Regions from separate parts of the Homo sapiens genome. Here region 2 is linked to region 1. Evidence: read pairs that join two places in POLR2A ChIA-PET (ENCODE). Cell type or tissue: A673. All regions are shown on one strand. Each heading gives the region's core, and the rest is flanking DNA. Links, peaks and the distances in the headings are about the cores only. Region 1 overlaps LMNB2 (lamin B2). Region 2 overlaps TMPRSS9 (transmembrane serine protease 9).

Region 1 (2,904 bases), core at 300-2,799:
GGGAAAGAGGACACAGTCTGTCGCCAGCATTCCCACTTCCAGCGGCTGGCAGAGGGTATCCCCGGGGCAGGCAAAGCTCCCTACCAGCCGCCTGACTGGGAGCACAGCGGCGTAGCCTCCAGGAGGAAATGCTTTGGTAAGATGCGCCCCCCTCTATCTACATGGGACCGGGACTTCTGAGAGCAAGGACAGCGAGCAGGGGCTACGTGGAGCAGCGGGTGTTTCTGCTTTGTCGGCCGCTGGCTCCTTCCCGGCCTGGGGCTGGGGCCCCCCATTCCTTCCTGCCACAGGCAGGTCCCCAGGGAGGCGGGATGCAGTCACAGGGGAGCGGTGCCGCCCCCGCCCTGCAGTGAACGCCATGGCCCGGAGACGGCGCGTGCCCATGGCTCAGTTTTGGTGTCTTTAAGACTTGAGCTGCACTTTCTGAAGGAGGCTCTGCCGTCGGAGGGTGCCCCAGCCCCACGCCACCCCGGGGAGGAGGGTCAGCCTGTCCTCAAGGCCCTGGCGTGAGCTCCTGACCTGTGTACTGACCAATGTAAAAAAATAAATATCCATTAAAAAAATAACTTCTGTGTATCTATGAGGGAGGGTGTAAACGGTGAGCTATTGCCGAAGGGGGGTGCCAGGCATTGGGAAGCTGGACTGAGGGGCTTGGGTGCGTCGTGATAGGAGTCAGGTGGCCTTGGCCTGTCTGAGAAACATGGTTTCAGCGAGAAAATCACAGATAAAAGCACAGTATGGATAGACGCATGTGTATATATAGGCACAGGGCAGACGGAGCTGGAACACGGGAGGGGCTCCACAGCGCTCTCCTCCAGAGGGTCAACATGGTGGCGTTCCCTGCAGACAGCTGTTCTGAAACTCACAGCTTCTGCCTCCAAGGCAACCAGATGTGTCCCCTCCACATCTCCCCTCCCTGCTTATTGTTGTGACAGGTCTTACGACGGGACTGTCCTCATTCTTCCTTCCCCAGGTCTTCCCCTCCCCTGCCCTGTTGGCCTTGCACAGTCAGGAACTGAACTGCGGGAAAACTCCCCCAAATAAAGTCAACGGTCCGAGAAACCCGGCCGGTGCGCTGCCAGAACGGGAATCTGGAAGCCCAGGCAGCGGAGTGAAAACCCGCCCTGGGGGCCACGCCATCCCCATGCTGGCCCACACCCGCTGCGTGGCTGCCTGAGGAGTTCCCGCTGTCCGAAGCTGGGCAGCCAGAATGCAGGCTTGGCCCCGGGCCCCACCAGGTCGACGCCTGGATTCTGAATTTGGTTTTGTAGAAAGCCTTAAAAAAACCCACCACCACTGAATTCCTACGCAGTTTCCGCGCTCCGTCCGCAGCAGGGCCGTCTCCTGTCCCCTCGCTAGCCTCGCCGGCCCTCCTCCCTCCAAGCCCAAGCATCTTCTAAACCTCCGGGTCCTGGCCCTGGGCTTCCAATTTGACCAAATGGTGAGATGAGGAGTGGGGTGGGATTGAAAAGTCTCCGGGGCAGCGGCGAAGTGGCAGCGAAGTGAGGCTGGAGGAGACCCGCCAGGAGGGAGGGCTGGGGGAGACCCACCCACACGTTCTGGCAGTTCGCTTAGAAATTCTCTAGAAATGTATCAAGAACTAAAGAAAGCCAATGATATAAAAATAGTTTTCAGTGGCTCTGGGTAAAGAAAGGTGTGTGGATGAGGAGTGTGGGTTCACATCACGTAGCAGCCTCTTGAGGTGGTCCTCGGGTCCCCCTGCAGGAAGGAAGGAAGGAAGGTCGGCCATGATCAGGGCCAGCCTGGAGGCAGCCGGCAGGTAGATGGCTGCCCCCACCTCCCCACCAGGGAGGGGCTGAGCAACAACAGTGTCTATTTCTAGAGCCTTCCATTCCACTTCCATGTCCCCATGAGCCCGCCTGTGAGCTACACATTCTGTTCTGGGTTCCAAAACAGTCACAGGAACTTGCGACGCACGCGTTTAATGCAGCTGTGGTTTCTGCACTCATCTTCTCCCCAGAAGCCAGTATTGAAGGGACCTGTGTCTTCGACTGAGGAAGCCGGTTGACCAGAGAGCATTTGGGGAGCTGTTCAACACCCACCTCTCAGGGGACCCCCTGGCCAGCTACCCTGAGGTCTGTGATGTCGCAAATTCACACGATGGGCACGACCCAGGAGGCAAGAACAGGTCTCTGCCGTGCTGGTAACAGCCAAGGCTGGCTTCACCCTGAGCCACGGCAGCCAGATGGAGCTCCCGTCGGGGATGCGGCCAGCACGCATGTGTATGTGTGTGCACGAGCTCACTCTGCCCCAGAGGCTGCCCCCCAGCCGCAAGTGGGCACAGGGGTCCTACCTGTTGGTGGAAAAGATCCTCCTCGCCAAACTCGGCTTCCTCCTCCTCTTCCTCCCCATTCTCATTCTCACGCATCACCGAGGACTTCTTCACAGTCCTCATGGCCACTTCCTGTGCGGGACAGGACACGGCGGCATGTCCCGGGATCGGGCCCAGAGCTGCTGTGGCGGCCCCGAGGGTGCCCAGACCCTGCCCAGGACTCCAGCCGAGCACCCCCCAAGCCACACACACCCACCTCGCCATCCGCGTTAACCAGGACGGTGCGGAAGCTCTCGCCCGTGCCCCAGCTGCTCTGGCCCTTCCACACCAGCGTCGAGGGGGGGCTGTGGGCCACCCCCGCACCAGCTGCCCACACCTGAGGACCCAATAACAATGGCCCCATCAGGGTCACCTCTGGTTCCAGGGACGTGGGCCAGCCAGTGGCCCCTACCACAAAGCCCCCTTCAATGCCCTGGGCGTTCAGTCCTTCCAGCCCGACGCAGGCTTATCCAGGGTGATGGTCCCCAGGATACACAAGAAGAGACCAGGGTTCACAGAGGCCAAGGGCTCTTGGCAAGCAGGGGCTGAACTGGGATCTGACACCCACCAGG
Region 2 (2,904 bases), core at 114-2,613, 56 kb before region 1:
AACGCCTGGCCTCAAGGGATCCTCCCACTTTGGCCTCCCAAAGTGCTGGGATTACAGGCGTGTACCACCATGCCCAGCTAATTTTTGCATTTTTAGTAGAGACGGGGTTTCGCCGTGTTGGCCAGGGTGGTCTCGAACTCCTGACCTCAGGTGATCCACCCACCTCGGCCTCCCAAAGTGCTGGGATTACAGGCATGCACCACCATGCCCAGCTAATATTCGTATTTTTAGTAGAGACGGGGTTTCGCCATGTTGGCCAGGCTGGTCTCGAACTCCTGGCCTCAAGCGATCCACCCGCCTCAGCCTCTTAAGGCGCTGGGATTACAGGCATGAGCCACAGTGCCCGGCCAACTTTTGCTTTCTTTGCCGTACACGTGGCCTAGGGAGGTTGCAGCTTGGAGGTTTTCAGCCAACTTTTTGCGAAACTAATACACACCATGCTGATTTATTCTTTAGGAAACTTGTCAGCTTTTCACTGAAGCAACAAATGCTTTTGTCTGTACCAACTATTTGCAAAGTGCTTTACAGGGAGATCTGAGCAAGGCAGAGAGGTAAAGAAGGCTCGTGTCTATCCTTGAGGAGTTGAGAGGAGTCTAGAAGTTTCTGTACATTGGGCAAATCTGGGCAGTGCTTTATAACATTTTCCCGAGCTACAGAGCTCTGACCCCTCCGCGGCTTCACTGCTTTTCAAGCTATTACATCAGCACCAAAGATTCCTTTTTCTTGTATTCACGGTGACAAGGAGAGGCTCAAAGTCCTGCCTGTCCATTAATTTCATGCTGATTTCTCTCAACAATCTTTTTTTTTTTTTTTTTTTTTTTTTTTTTTTTTTTTTAAAGAGGTAGGGCGCGGTGGCTCACGCCTGTAATCCCCGCACTTTGGGAGGCCGAGGCCGGTGGATCACCTGAGGTCAGGAGTTCGAGACCACCCTGACCAATATGGTGAAACCCCGTCTCTACTAAAAAATACAAAAATTAGCTGGGTGTGGTGGTGGGCGCCTGTAGTCCCAGCTACTTGGGAGACTGAGGCTAGAGGATTGCTTGAACCTGGGAGGCGGAGGTTGCAGTGAGCCGAGATCGCGCCACTGCACTCCAGCCTGGAGACAGAGCGAGACTCCGTCTCAAAAAAAGAAAAAAAAGAAAACAAAAACACCCCTCAAAAACAGGGTCTTTGTTTGAGACCCTGTTGGAGGCCTCTGCGTTGCTCTGGTTGTCTCTGGGGAGCCCCTAACCAGGCTTGGAAGAGGTTCTTGGAGGAAGGTTTCTCCTCTGACCACCGGCTGGCTCTGGCCCCTTACCCACGAGCCTCTGTGGCCTTGGTGAGGTGGGCGCCGAGTGCATACGGTGGATAAGCCTGATGTTGTGTTGATTGTATTGTGTTCTTCTCCAGACAGCAGCAAAGGAGGGGAAGAGCGTTTCCTTTAGGGACCATCCCTGTAGAAGTTCCTGCTCTCCGCTTCGGTTTGTTCACAAACTACATATCCTGGCACCAGGGGGCACAGAACTTGGCTCCACGACGAAACAGGTCCCGTGGAGGAGCTGGTGCTGGGCGGGGCTGCGCCTGACTCACTCTGGTGTCTGCTGAGGTCCTTCCCTGGTGGAGACTCCTGCCTCCAACTCTATCCCCTTTTGGTCTCTTCCTCCACGGCACTGACCTCATCCTTTCCTTCTGTTGGCCACCAAGATGGAGGCCAATGGCCCCACGTCTACACGTGGCAGTTTAGGAGCCCCACTGGGAAGAAGGCGTCTCCGTCCCTGCTTCTGTGAGTTGAACCATAAGAAACTGATCTTGTTCTATAGACTTTGGTCTTAAAAAGTGACAGTTTTATAAAGTTGAAACTCAAGGATCCAAAAGAACTTGGTGTCCTGCTTGGGTCATATGCAACCTCTTGGGTCCATCACTGATGGGGATGGAGGGGTGGGCCCTGTGATTGCTAGGTCAGGGTCTAGTGTGGACCAATCACTGATGGGGATGGAGGGGTAGGCACTGTGATTGCCAGGTCAGGGTCCAGTGCGGACCAATCACTGATGGGGGATGGAGGGGTGGGAACTGTGATTGGCAGGCCAGGGTCCAGTGTGGACCAATCACTGATGGGGATGGAGGGGTGGGAACTGTGATTGGCAGGCCAGGGTCCAGTGTGGACCAATCACTGGCTGGAGATGGAAGGGTGGAAGCTGTGATTGGCAGGCTTGTGTTCAGTATGGACCAATCATCACTGATGGGGAGAGGGAGTAAACACTGTGATTGGCAGACCTGGTGGCTAGCACCATGATCGACCACCCCACCAGGACAGCAGGGATGAGGTGGACCTTCATTGAAGAAAGGGATGCTGGGCAGACAAAAAACACATACCCTAGAAAATTACAACTGAAGGGACAAAGCAGATCAACGACCTGGGGAAACTGAGGCCTGGAGAATTTCATTGCCTTGCTGGGACTCCTGGAAGTCTCAGGATGAGTGAGGATCTGGATATTATGAGTTGGGCAGCTCCCATTTGCAGGGTGTTCCTCCTGTAAAGATGCCAGATGCCCAGTAAACCATTCGGCTCTCTCCGAAGTCAGCATCGAGTAGCATTGTCCCCAGGGAGCGTGTGTTGGCTTCCTGGTGCTGCTGGAACAAGATGGGCCTCCCTGGGCCAAAGTCAAGGTGTGGGCAGGGCTGGTCCCTCCTGGGGGCTCCAGGCGAGAATGTGTTCCCGCCTTTCCCAGCGTCTAGAGGCACCCACATCCCTTGCTCGGGGCCCCTTCCTCTCCCTTCACAGCCACAGCGCAGCACAGCCTCTTCCAGTCTCCCTGACCCTCACCCTCCCACCTCCTCTCATGAGAACACTGTGGGGATATGAGGCCCGCCAGATCATCAGGATTATCTCCCATCTCCATGCCCTTCACTCAGTCCCACTTGCAG

What was found. Peaks named below come from ENCODE experiments on the same cell type or tissue, not always from the same donor. Only the 100,000 strongest peaks of a DNase experiment are listed, where the experiment ranks them.
Region 2: POLR2A ChIA-PET joins it to region 1 with 18 read pairs; 5 of 35 experiments call an interaction of 5 or more read pairs at or near these places.

Annotation. Positions count from the first base shown.
Region 1 is chr19:2,429,234-2,432,137 of GRCh38, forward strand. It overlaps LMNB2 (lamin B2), which reads right to left. Exons shown (of 12, transcript NM_032737.4): 10 at 2,550-2,669; 11 at 2,315-2,425; 12 at 1-1,719. The coding sequence ends at 1,678. Among named protein-coding and RNA genes, the nearest start is that of TIMM13, 3.1 kb to the left of the region's middle. In A673, for the core only: no CTCF peak of the experiment used is centred there; no DNase peak of the experiment used is centred there; H3K27ac peaks cover 710 bases.
Region 2 is chr19:2,373,451-2,376,354 of GRCh38, forward strand. The region is part of intron 1 of TMPRSS9 (transmembrane serine protease 9); the gene reads left to right. Among named protein-coding and RNA genes, the nearest start is that of TMPRSS9, 15 kb to the left of the region's middle. In A673, for the core only: no CTCF peak of the experiment used is centred there; no DNase peak of the experiment used is centred there; H3K27ac peaks cover 438 bases.